3 separate regions of the Homo sapiens genome follow, and regions 1 and 2 are each linked to region 3. A link is a contact called in ENCODE Hi-C or POLR2A ChIA-PET data. All regions are on one chromosome and are shown on one strand. Each heading gives the region's core, a stretch centred on a gene start or an enhancer-like site at or near the end of the contact. The rest is flanking DNA. Distances are from core to core; before and after follow the strand shown. Region 1 overlaps ZFAND3 (zinc finger AN1-type containing 3). Region 2 has its middle 5.6 kb from the start of MIR3925. Region 3 has its middle 15 kb from the start of PIM1.

Region 1 (3,890 bases), core at 783-3,282, 680 kb after region 3:
GAGTGTATAACTGTGTGTGGTTTTTAGTCTCTTCACAAAGTTATGCAACCATCACTACTGTCTTAATTCCAGACAATTTCATCACTTTGTAATTCAAGACAATTTCATCACTTCATAAAGAAATCTCATATCCAATAGCAGTCACTTCTCCCCTCAGCTCCTGCTAAACATGAATCTACTTTCTGGTTCTATGGATTTGCCAGTTCTGGACATTTCACATAAGTGGAATCATACCATATATGACCTTTTGTGTCCGGCTTCTTTGACTTAGCATAACGTTTTCAAGGTTCTTCCATGTTGTAGTGTACTTCATGTCTTTTTGTGGCTGTATAATACTCCATGTGGATATACCACATTTTGTTTATCTGTTCATCAGCTGATGGATAATGAGTTGTTTCAGGTTTTTGGCTATTATGAATAATACTGCTGTGAACATTTGTTTACAAGTTTTTGTGTGAACACCTGTTTTCACTTCTCTTATTTGAATACCTAGGAGGGGAATTTCGGGATGATATGGTAACTCTGTTTAACTTTTGAGTAAACTACCACCCTGTTTTCCAGAGCAACTACATTATTTTACATTCCCACCAGCAATGTATGAAGACTCCAGTTTCTTCACATCTTTGCCAATACTTGTCATTGCTGCTCTTTTTGATTATAGCCAACCCTGTGGCATCTCCATTGTGTTTTGATTTGCATTTCCTTAATGACTGATGATGTTGAGTATCATTAAATATGCCCATTGACCATTTGTGTATCTACTTTGGAACAATGTCTGTTTAAATATTTTGCATGTTTTAAAATTGAGTTGTATGCCTTTTTACTTGTAAGTTGTAAAATTTCTTTTTTTTTTTTGAGACAGAGTCTTACTCTGTCGCCCAGGCTGGAGTGCAGTGGCGCGATCTCAGCTCACTGCAACCTCCGCCTCCCAGGTTCAAGCGATTCTCCTGCCTCAGCTTCCCGGGTAGCTGGGACTACAGACGCGTGCCACCATGCCTAGCTAATTTTTTGTATTTTTAGTAGAGACGGGGTTTCACCGTGTTAGCTGGGATGGTCTCGATCTCCTGACCTCAAGTGATCTGCCTGCCTTGGCCTCCCAAAATGCTGGGATAACAGGCGTGAGCCACCGTGCCCGGCCAGTTATTTTTTTATTTTTTATTTTTTGTTGTTGTTGTTTTGTTTTTTTTTTTGAGATGGAGTCTCGCTCTGTCGCCAGGCTGGAGTGCAGTGGCGCGATCTCAGCTCTCTGCAAGCTCTGCCTCCCGGGTTCAAGTGATTCTCCTGCCTCAGCCTCCCGAGTAGCTGGGACTACAGGCGTGTGCCATTACACCTGGGTAATTTTTGTATTTTTAGTAGAGACGGGGTGTCACCATGCTGGCCAGGATGACCTCGATCTCTTGACCTCGTGATCCACCTGCCTCCGCCTCCCAAAGTGCTGGGATTACAGGCTTGAGCCACCGCACCCGGCCATAAGTTGTAAAATTTATGTATTCTGGTTACTAGTTATTTATCAGATACAGGATTTGCAAATTTTTTTCCCATTTTGTAGGTGGTGGTTTCACGTTTTTTGGGGATGTGTCCTTTAGAGCACAAAAGTTTTAATTTTGATGAATTCTTATTTATCTTTTTGTTGTTTTTGCTTGTGCTTTTGGTATATCTGAGAAAACTTTACCTAATTCAAGGTCACAAATATTTACACTATGTTTTCTCTAATAGTTTTACAGTTTTAGCTCTTATTTTACATTTAAGTTGGTTATCTATTTTTTTTTTTGAGATGGAGTTTCGCTCTTGTTGCCCAAGCTGGAGTGCAGTGGCGCGATCTCGGCTCAGTGCAACCTCTGCCTTCTGGGTTCAAGCGATTCTCCTGCCTCAGCCCCCAAAATAGCTGGGCCTACAGGGACCCACCACCTTGCCTGGCTAATTTTTTGTATTTTTGGTAGAGATGGGGTTTCACCATGTTGCTCAGGCTGGTCTTGAACTCTTGAGCTCAAGCAATCCGCCTGCTTCAGGCTCCCAAAGTGCTGGGATTACAGACATGCGCCACCGCGCCTGGCCAATTTTATTTCATTAATTTCTGTCTTTATGCCAATGTCACACTGTCTTGAGTACTTCCTTTGTAATAGGTTTTGAAACCAGGAATTGTGTGACTTCTACAATTTCATTCTTCTTTATCAAGCATGTTTTGGCTGTTTTGGGTCCTTTGAAATTACATATGAATTTCATCAGCTTGTCAGCTTGTCAGCTTGATCAGCTTGTCAGCTTCTGCAAAAAAGCCAGCTTGGAGTTTGGTAGGGGTTGCATTGCATCTCCAGATGAATTTGGGGAATGTCTCCATATTAACAATATTTAGTCTTCCTATCCTTGAACATGGGATATATTTTCATTTATCTGTCTTCAGTTCTTTCAACAACATTTTGTAGTTTTCACTGTACAATGATCTGGTCTTTTGCTTTCCAAAACCAGAAACTCTTTTTTAAGTTGAAGGTTTCTTAAGACTTTTGGGGAGGCAGTTCTGCTAAACAAACAGAAAAGAGAACATTTGGTTAGAAAAAACAGAGATAACAGGAAGATTAATTATTTTAATAATAAAGCAAGGAACCAATTTATTAAAATTTTTTAGAATATGCTTTGTAACCATAATGCTTGAATCTGTTATACATTTGTCTCAGACTGGAAGTTCCCCTTTGTGACTTCAAGATACTTGAGAAACAATCAGTAATCAGTTAATGGGTTGCTGGGTTATAGAAAAATCAACACAGAGGAAATTTAGAGATCTTGAGTAAATATTTCACTTTAGTTATGAAAGAGGGTAATGAATGAAAGAGGGTATTTTAAGAAGGGTTTCCGAATAAGTTTCAGTTCTTTGAGTAATAACTTTATGGAAAGAGAGACTATTTCTCTAGTGTCTGATTTTCTCCTCCCCCATAACATTTTATCATGAGAAATCAAGAATTGTACATCCATTTATTTACTACCTAGATTCTGTAATATTTTGCTTTATTTGCTTTCCATCCTTCTATCCATCTATTAATCTTATTTTTTATTTTCCAAGTAAATTGTAGACTCAATACATTTACCCTTCTGTACTTCAGCATGCATATCATTAACTAGAGTTTAACATTTGTTTTTAAGTTTTTGTTTTGTTTTGTTTTGTTTTTGAGATGGAGCCTGGCTCTGTTGCCCAGGCTGGAGTGCGGTGGCGCGAACTTGGCTCACTGCAAGCTCTGCCTCCCGGGTTCACGCCATTCCCCTGCCTCAGCCTCCCGAGTAGCTGGGGCTACAGGGCCTGCCACCATGCCCGGCTAATTTTTTTGTATTTTTATTAGAGACGGGGTTTCACTGTGTTAGCCAGGATGGTCTCGATCTCCTCACCTTGTGATCCACCAGCCTCGGCCCCCCAAAGCGCTGGGATTACAGGCGTGAGCCACCGTGCCCAGCCTGTTTTTAAGTTTTGAAGTACAATTTATATACAGTGAAAAATACATCTCTCAAGCATAGTATTCAGTGAGTTTTGACAAATGCACATACCTGTATGTCTTAGTTTGGGCTACTATAACAAAATACTTGGGTAATTTATAAACAGTGTAAATTTATTGCTCATAGTTCTGGAGGGCAAGGTCAAGGTACTGGCAGATTCAGTGTCCGATGAGGGCCCATTCCTTATAGGCGGCACCTTGTTGCTGTGTCCTTATGTGGCGGAAGGGTCTAAGGTGCTCCCTTCATCCTCTTTTATAAAGGTACTAATTCCATTGATGAGGGCGATGCCTTAATAACTTAGTTACCTCCCAGAAGCCCCACTTCTTTATACTATCACATTCGGTATTCGGTTCCAACAAATGAATTTTGGGGAGGACACCGACATTGAGACTGTGGTACTCTGTAACCCAAAC
Region 2 (3,811 bases), core at 711-3,210, 530 kb before region 3:
TAGTAGAGACAGGGTTTCGCCATGTTAGCCAGGATGGTCTCGATCTCCTGACCTCGTGATCCACCTGCCTCGGCCTCCCAAAGTGCTGGGATTACCGGCGTGAGCCACCGCCCCCGGCTCCAGGCACTATTTTGAGTATATATTTATTCATTTAATCCTCAAAGCACCCGCATGAAGTAGTAGCATTGTTATTCCCATTTCATGGATGAGGAAGTAAAGGCATTGAATGGTGGAGGCAGAATTCAAACCCAGAGCCCATGTGGTGACCATGATGCTCCCCTACTCCACGAGAATAAGAAAGTAGCCAAAAGTCCAGTCAACCAGGGAACAAGGGCACGTCTGGAGAGTGGTGAATACTGGGCAGGGGGAGTGGGGAGCTGGTGGTTTTGGAAGATTAATCTGGAAATGTGTGGAGTTGATGGGAGGACAGGTAGCTGGAGGGATATGGGGCCTCACTCGGGAGGAGAAAAAGAGTGAAGACAGAGAAGAATCAGTATAGGGCTTGGAACATTTCTCAGGTCATATCTTAACAGGAATTAGTGAACTTGGCAGAAATCATTTCCTCCCTGGTCAAAGTGGACTGATTACCAGTTCACCATGGGTTAGGCTTTTTGTTTTTATTCACTGAAATTCATGAGGAGTGAGAGGGCCTTTCTGGGGCTCACAGGCTCAGCCAGATGATGTGATGATGCTTTGCATAGTGCTCAGGCCTTCTGTCCAGATTCCCTCAGCCGATCCCCAAACTTGGTGTTTAGATGAGTTGTACACCCACTCCCATCCGCCACTCTAACCCACACCTGTCCCCTCTTCCCTTCTCTTCATGGCAGGGCCCTTCACATTTCTTTTTTCTTTGAGATGGAGTCTCACTCTGTCACCCAGGCTGGAGCGCAGTGGTACAATCTCGGTTCACTGCAACCTCCGCCTCCTGGTTTCAAGTGATTCTCCTGCCTCAGCCTCCCAAGTGGCTGGGATTACAGGTGCACCACCACACCTGGCTAATTTTGTATTTTTGGTGGACACAGGGTTTCATCACGTTGGCCAGGCTGGTCTCGAACTCCTGACCTCAAGTGATCTGCCTGCCTTGGCTTCCGAAGGTGCTGGGATTACAGGCGTGAGCCACTGTGCCTGGCCCACATTTCTTTTTGAGAAATTCCGACACCAGCCCCTTGGTGGCCAGTCTGCAGACCCCTTGCATGGCCAGAGCCACACTTTTACACAGGTGACACCACTGCTCTTGTCTCCCTGTCTGCCCATCACTGCCACACCTGATCCAGACTCCCACAAGCACAAGCCAGACCTCTGTTCCAGCCTCTTCCAGTTTTCCTCCATGTTTCCTGAATGGATATAGGATCTCACCGTGCCTTAGGTAAGAGTAGCCAACTTTATTTTTTGGCTGCTGTCAGTTCAGCCTCTTAGAGTGCCCCTCCCCACACCTTCACACATACCATTGGGCACATGGCTTTGCCAAGCCTCCTTTTCACTGTGCACTGCCTTGGGGGGAAAGGCCTTGTCCCCTGGAAGCCCAGAAGGGCCTGGACCCTCAGGCACCTTGTGACCCTACCCACCAGGGTCCATTCTTCCCCAGAGTACCCCCTGCCCTACCCTCTCCCTCCCACCCTAGCTCTGCTCTGTCCCTCAAAATTCAACTCCAACTTCAGGCACATACCTCCCTCCGGGCCAAGGCAGGGACAAGGGGTTAGGTGCTCCCATGAGCTGGGAACGATGTCAAGAGCTGATTTCAAGATTGCTCTTCAAGAACTTCCTCAGCCTGGCTGACATAGGCCTTGAGGGCTGGGAATTCCCACCTGGGAATCTTTCCAATATTCTGCCAGCTGTTTCTTCTCTTTCAGTGGTTTTATTATTTTTTTCTTTCTGTTCCACCGCCTCCTTTCGCTTTCAGTATGGGAGCTCAGGCAGAATGGTGGAGGAGGGTGGGGACCTGGCATTTGCTGAGTTAGGAGCTGTGGCCAAGGCCAGCTATGCCAAGGGAGAGGACAGGATACAGGAGGAAACAGGGCTGGGCACAGTGGCTCATGCCTGTAATCTCAGCACTTTGGGAGGCCGAGGCGGGTGGATCACCTGAGGTCGGGAGTTTGAGACCAGCCTGACCAACATGGAGAAACCCCGTCTCTACTAAAAGTACAAAATTAGGCCGGGCATGGTGGCTCACGCCTGTAATCCCAGCACTTTGGGAGGCCAAGGCGGGCAGATCACCAGGTCAGGAGTTCAAGACCAGCCTGGCCAACATAGTGAAACCCCGTCTCTACTGAAAATACAGAAATTAGCTGGGCATGGTGGCACGTGCCTATAGTCTCAGCTACTTGGGAGGCTGAGGCAGGAGAATCACTTGAATGCAGGAGGTGGAGGTTGCAGTGAGCTGAGATGGCACCACTGTACTCCAGCTTGGGCAACAGAGTGAGACTTTGTCTCAAAAAAAGAAAACAGCAACAACAACAACAACAACAACAACAAAATTAGCCAGACATGGTGGTGCATGCCTGTAATCCCAGCTACTCGGGAGGCTGAGGCAGGAGAATCACTTGAACCTAGGAGGTAGAGGCTGCAGTGAGCCAAGATCGCACCACTGCACTCCAGCCTGGGCAACAGAGTGAGACTTCATCTCAAAAAACAAAACAAAACAACAACAAAGAAACAAGCAAAGAAAAAACCAAAATTAGCCAGGTGTGGTGGTGCATGCCTGTAATCCCAGCTACTCTGGAGGCTGAGGCAGGAGAATCACTTGAACCCGGGAGATGAAGGTTGCAGTGAGCCAAGGTCACGCCACTGCACTCCAGCCTGGGCGACAGAGTGAGACTTTGTCTCCAAAAAAAAAAAAAAAAAAAAAAGGAGGAAACAGGAGTGGAACAGAGGAAGTGAGACCAGCACCAGGGCGGCCTCTTGTTTTTCTGGGGATTTTTACGTCATTCAGCTCTGGGCATAAGGCCTTATTTCCAGAAGGGCCCTGTCAAAAATACACATCTATTACTCGGGAGGGTGAATTCTGGGCATAAGGCCTTGTTTCCAGAAAGGCCCTGTCAAAAATACACATCTATTACTTGGGAGGGTGACACATTAACCCAGTAACTCCAATTCACATATCAGATGCGCTATCTGTTGCCTACGAGCAGAGACCAAAGAGAAGGGCACAGGGAACAGCTACATTTCGAGGGAGCGTGTGGAAAGGGTTGGGGGCGTGGAGTACTTGCTTGGAGTGGTACCACAGAGCTCTGAGCGGCTAGAGGACAGTGAGGAGGTAACAGACACCTGGGGATTTGGGCCAAAAGTATGAACCCCTGCCTAGGAAGCCTTTTTTTTCACTGCATCATAAGGCTCCAAGAGGGAGTAGGGTCTCTTGGTGAGATCATCTCCTTGGTGTGATATTGGCACCATAGCACCTGACCATGACACTGGGTCTCCAAGGTGGGTGAGTCCCTTGGACAACTTCCTGGTGAGACAGCCACTGGTCTCCAGCATCAGATAAAGATTGAATTCAGCCACATATAACAGAAAAGGCAAGTCAGTCACTTAAACCAGAGAAAGTTTGATTTTTCTTTTACATAAAATAATTATGGAGGCAGACAAAACTAAGACTTATGCCAGGGTGTGGTGGCTCACACCTGTAATCCTGGCATTTGGGGAGGCCAAGGAGGGAGGATCGCTTGAGCCCAGGAGTTTGAGACCAGTCTGGGCAACAAAGCGACACCCATATCTACAAAAAGTAAAAACAAAAAATTAGCTAAGGCCTGGTCACATGCACTTGTAATCCCAGCTACTCCAGAGGCGGAGGTGGGAGGAAGTCTTAAGCCCACGA
Region 3 (3,925 bases), core at 1,293-3,792:
TGAAACTCTGTCTCAAAAAAAAAAACAAAAGAGAGTAATTTCTTGAACACTTTAATAGCTAATATCTAAAGACTATTAACACTCACCCAAAAATAAGATTTTCTTGTCATAGGCTGGGCTTGGATGGGAGTTATTGGATTTCAGAGTCAGTATTTTTGTAAAATCTTTCTTTTTTCTTGAGATGGAGTTTTGCTCTTGTTGCCCAGGCTGGAGTACAACGGCGTGATCTTGGTTCACTGCAACCTCTGCCTCCCAGGTTCAAGCGATTCTCCTGCTTCGGCCTCCCACATAGCTGGGATTACAGGTGCCCGCCACCACATCCAGCTAATTTTTTTTATTTTTAGTAGAGACGGGGTTTCACCATGTTGACCAGGCTGGTCTCGAACTCCTGGCCTCATGATCCATCCACCTCAGCCTCCGAAAGTGCTGGGATTACAGGCATGAGCCACCGCGCCTGGCTCACTCCTTCCTTCCTTCCTTCATCTTTCCTTCCTTCCTTCTCTTTCCTTCCTTTTCTTTCTTTCTCTCTTTTTCTTTCTTTCTTTTTTCTTCCTCTCTCGCTTTCTTTCTTTTTTTTTTTTTTTTGACAGAGTCTTAGCCAGGCACAGTTACTCATGCTTGTAACCCCAGCACTTTGGGAGCCTGAGGCAGGCGGTCACTTGAACTTAGGAGTTTGAGATCAGCCTTGGAAACATGGTGAAACCCCATCTCTACAAAAAATACAAAAATTAGCCAGGCATGGTGGCACATGCCTGGAGCCCCTGCTACTTGGAAGGCTGAGGCAGGAGGATCACTTGAGCCTGGGGAGGTGGAGGCTGCAGTGAGCTGTGATCGCATGCCACCGCACCCCAGCTTGGGCGACAGACTGAGAATCTGTCTTAAAAAAAAAAAAAGTGAAAAACAGAGAATCTTGCTCTGTTGTCCATGCTGGAGTACAGTGGCACAATCTCAGCTCCCTGCAAATTCCACCTCCTGGGCTCAAGTGATCCTCCCTTCTCAGCTTCCAGAGTAGCTAGGACTATAGGTATGTGCCATCAGCCTGGCTAATTTTTGTATTTTTTTATAGAGACAGGGTTTTACCATGTTGCCCAGGCTGGCCTTGAACTCCTGGGCTCAAGCGATCTACCTGTCTTGGCCTCCCAAAGTGCTGGGATTACAGGTGTGAGCCACTGTGCCTGGTGTAAAATTTTTCATAAAGTGTATTAGTCTGCTAGAGCTGTCATAACAAAGGACTACACAATCTGGATGCCTTAAACAACAGAAATTAAATTTTGATCCAATTCTGGAGATTAGAAGTCCAAGGTCCTGATGTCTGTAGGGTCAGTTTCTTTTGAAGCCACTCTCCTGGGCTTGTAGACAGGTGTCTTCTCAGGGGTAGAGCATTTGACTGCAGATGGCTGTCTTCTCCTCCCTGTATTTTCTTTTTTTTTTTTTTCCCCTTTGTTATTGTTGTTGGAGACAGGGTCTTACTCTATCCCAGGCTGGAGTGCGGTGGTACAATCATGACTCACTACACTCTCGAACTCCTAGGCTCAAGCAATCCTCCCACTTCAGCCTCCTGAGTAGCTGGGACTACAGGTGCATACCACCATGCCTGGTTATTTTAAAAAATATCTATTTTTTGGTAGAGACCGGGGTCTCACTATGTTCCCCAGGATGGTCTTGAACTCCTGGCCTCAAGCAATTTTTTTTTTTTTTTTTTTTTTTTTTTAGACAGAGTCTTGCTCTGTCGCCCAGGCTGGAGTGTAGTGGTGTGATCTCGGCTCACTGCAACCTCTGCCTCCTGGGTTCAAGTGATTCTCCTGCCTCAGCCTCCCAAGTAGCTGGGATTATAGGTGCCCACCACAACATCCAGCTAATTTTTTTGTATTTTTAGTAAAGATGGGCTTTTACCATGTTGGCCAGGCTGGTCTCGAACCCCTGTCCTCACGTGATCCGCCCGTCTTGGCCTCCCAAAGTGCTGGGATTACAGGCATAATCCACCACACCCAGCCTCATCTCCTCTTCTTATAAGGATACCAGTCATATTGCATTAGGGTCTACACATATGACCTCATTTTACCCTAATTACTTCTTAAAGGCCCTATCTCCAAATACAGTTATATTTTCTGAGGTACTAGGGAGTTAGGACTTTTACATGAATTTTGGGGGACACAATTCAATCCGTTACATAAAGTAAACCTAAAAGTATTAATCATCATATGAAAAGAGTAGGATAATGGGATGTTGGTTTTCTGCCGAGCCATATTCACTCCTGTGGTTCAGTTTTAGAAATATTTATTAATATCCACTGTGTTCAAGTCTTGATGCTAGGGAAACAAAAACTGCAAGGACACAGGCTCTGCCTTCCAGGAGTTCACAGACTCTCTGGAGAGCCATGAGACAGACCATGGGTTCTGAAACCCCAAGGTACACTGGAGTCGCCTGGAGTGCTTATCAAAACACAGATCGCTGGGCTCCACCCCCGGAGTTTCTGATTCAGTGGGCAGGCAGTGGGCCCGATAATTTGCATTTCTGACAAGTTTCCAGGTGCTGCTGGTCCGAAGACCACACACTTTCAGAACTACCGAACTAGACATATCAAGAGCACGTGTGATGTGTATGATTGAGGTGGCACAGGTGCACAGAGACGAGACCATTTTCTGTTTTCATGCTAAAGCAGTTGAGGAGACAACTGGGAAAGTCCCTCTGCACCTGAAAATTCCCCAGGAAAAGTTCTAGTTAGCATTTAGACCTTGAACTTGTAAACATATTACAGCAAAAAATATGCATTGCCTATGCCATTAATTTGCCACTTGGTAAATACTACCTTTCGTTACTAATTATATCTCTATAAGAACCTAGGGTAACAATAAAGTCTGAGTTCACTATCCTTGTTCTGCAAATGCTATGAGAACTTTGGCAAATTACTTCCTGTCTCTGAGATTTGGTTTTGGTCATCTGTAAAATAGAGATTAGGACAGTCAAGGTGGTTTGCACCTGTAGTTCTAGCACTTTGGGAGGCCAAGGTGGGAGGATTGCTTGATGCCAGGATTTTGAGACTAGCCTGGGCAACAGAACAAGACCCCCATCTCAAATTATATTTAAAAATGTTTTTGAGACAGGTTCTCACTCTGTTGCCCAGGCTGGAGTGCAGTGGTGTGATCATAGCTCACTGCAACCTCAAGCAATCCTCCCACCTCAGCCTCCTGAGAGGCTGGGACCACAGTCGCATGCCACTACGCCTTGCTAATTTTTAAAAAATTTTGGGGGCTGGATGTGTTGGTTCAGGCCTGTAATCGTAGTACTTTGGGAAGCTGAGGCTGGTGGATCACTTGAGCTCAGGAATTTGAGACCAGCCTGGGCCACATGGCAAAACTCTGTCTCTACAAAAAATACAAAAATTAGCTGGTCATTGTGGCATGTGCCTGTAGTCCCAGCTACTTGGAAGGCTGAGGTGAGAGGATCACTCGTGCCCGAGAGGTTGAGACTGCAATGAGCCGAGGTTGTGCCACTGCACTCCAGCCTGGGCGACAGAGTGAGACTGTCTCAAAAAAACAACACACATACCCACACACCAACTCCACACACAAATTTTAGGTAGATACAGGGTCTCACTCTTGCCCAGGCTGGTCTCAAACTCCTGGGTTCAGCATTCCTCCTGCCTCGGCCTCCCAAAGTGCCGGGATTACAAGTGTGAGCCACTATGCCTGGCCTATATGTGATTCCTTAAGCAGGAATTAGGACCATATCTTTTGCCTCTGTATATAACTCCATGTATTTAGCACAGTACTTTAAACATAGTAGCTGTTCAGTAAAGGTTTATTAATTAATTGACCAAATCAGTCAGTATCACTGCAAGATACAAAAGATTCTTATGGGCCAGGTGAAGTGGCTCACGCCTATAATCCCAACACCTTGGGAGGTCGAGGCGGGCGGATCACGA

Evidence for each region. A loop is a pair of places that touch in the nucleus more often than their neighbours do. ChIA-PET counts read pairs that join two places held with the same protein, here RNA polymerase II (POLR2A). Pooled maps may share reads with other maps.
Region 1: a loop to region 3 is called in a map with no recorded cell type, with 6 times the contacts of the local background. The contact joins two enhancer-like sites. A Hi-C loop is called at or near these places in 2 of 37 single-sample maps with no recorded cell type and 3 of 50 pooled maps.
Region 2: a pooled map shows a loop between it and region 3 (2.4-fold over the local background). The contact joins two enhancer-like sites. A Hi-C loop is called at or near these places in 1 of 50 pooled maps. POLR2A ChIA-PET finds 5 or more read pairs at or near these places in 2 of 52 experiments (GM10248 and activated CD8-positive, alpha-beta memory T cell).

What each region holds. Positions count from the first base shown.
Region 1 is chr6:37,838,344-37,842,233 of GRCh38, forward strand. All of the region lies in intron 1 of ZFAND3 (zinc finger AN1-type containing 3), which reads left to right. Among named protein-coding and RNA genes, the nearest start is that of ZFAND3, 21 kb to the left of the region's middle. Within about 2 kb of position 2,033, at least 2 of the 41 ENCODE cell types and tissues checked have a DNase peak (open chromatin) inside an H3K27ac peak, as active enhancers do.
Region 2 is chr6:36,626,191-36,630,001 of GRCh38, forward strand. No RefSeq gene overlaps it. Among named protein-coding and RNA genes, the nearest start is that of MIR3925, 5.6 kb to the left of the region's middle. Within about 2 kb of position 1,961, at least 23 of the 41 ENCODE cell types and tissues checked have a DNase peak (open chromatin) inside an H3K27ac peak, as active enhancers do.
Region 3 is chr6:37,153,074-37,156,998 of GRCh38, forward strand. No RefSeq gene overlaps it. Among named protein-coding and RNA genes, the nearest start is that of PIM1, 15 kb to the right of the region's middle. Within about 2 kb of position 2,543, at least 7 of the 41 ENCODE cell types and tissues checked have a DNase peak (open chromatin) inside an H3K27ac peak, as active enhancers do.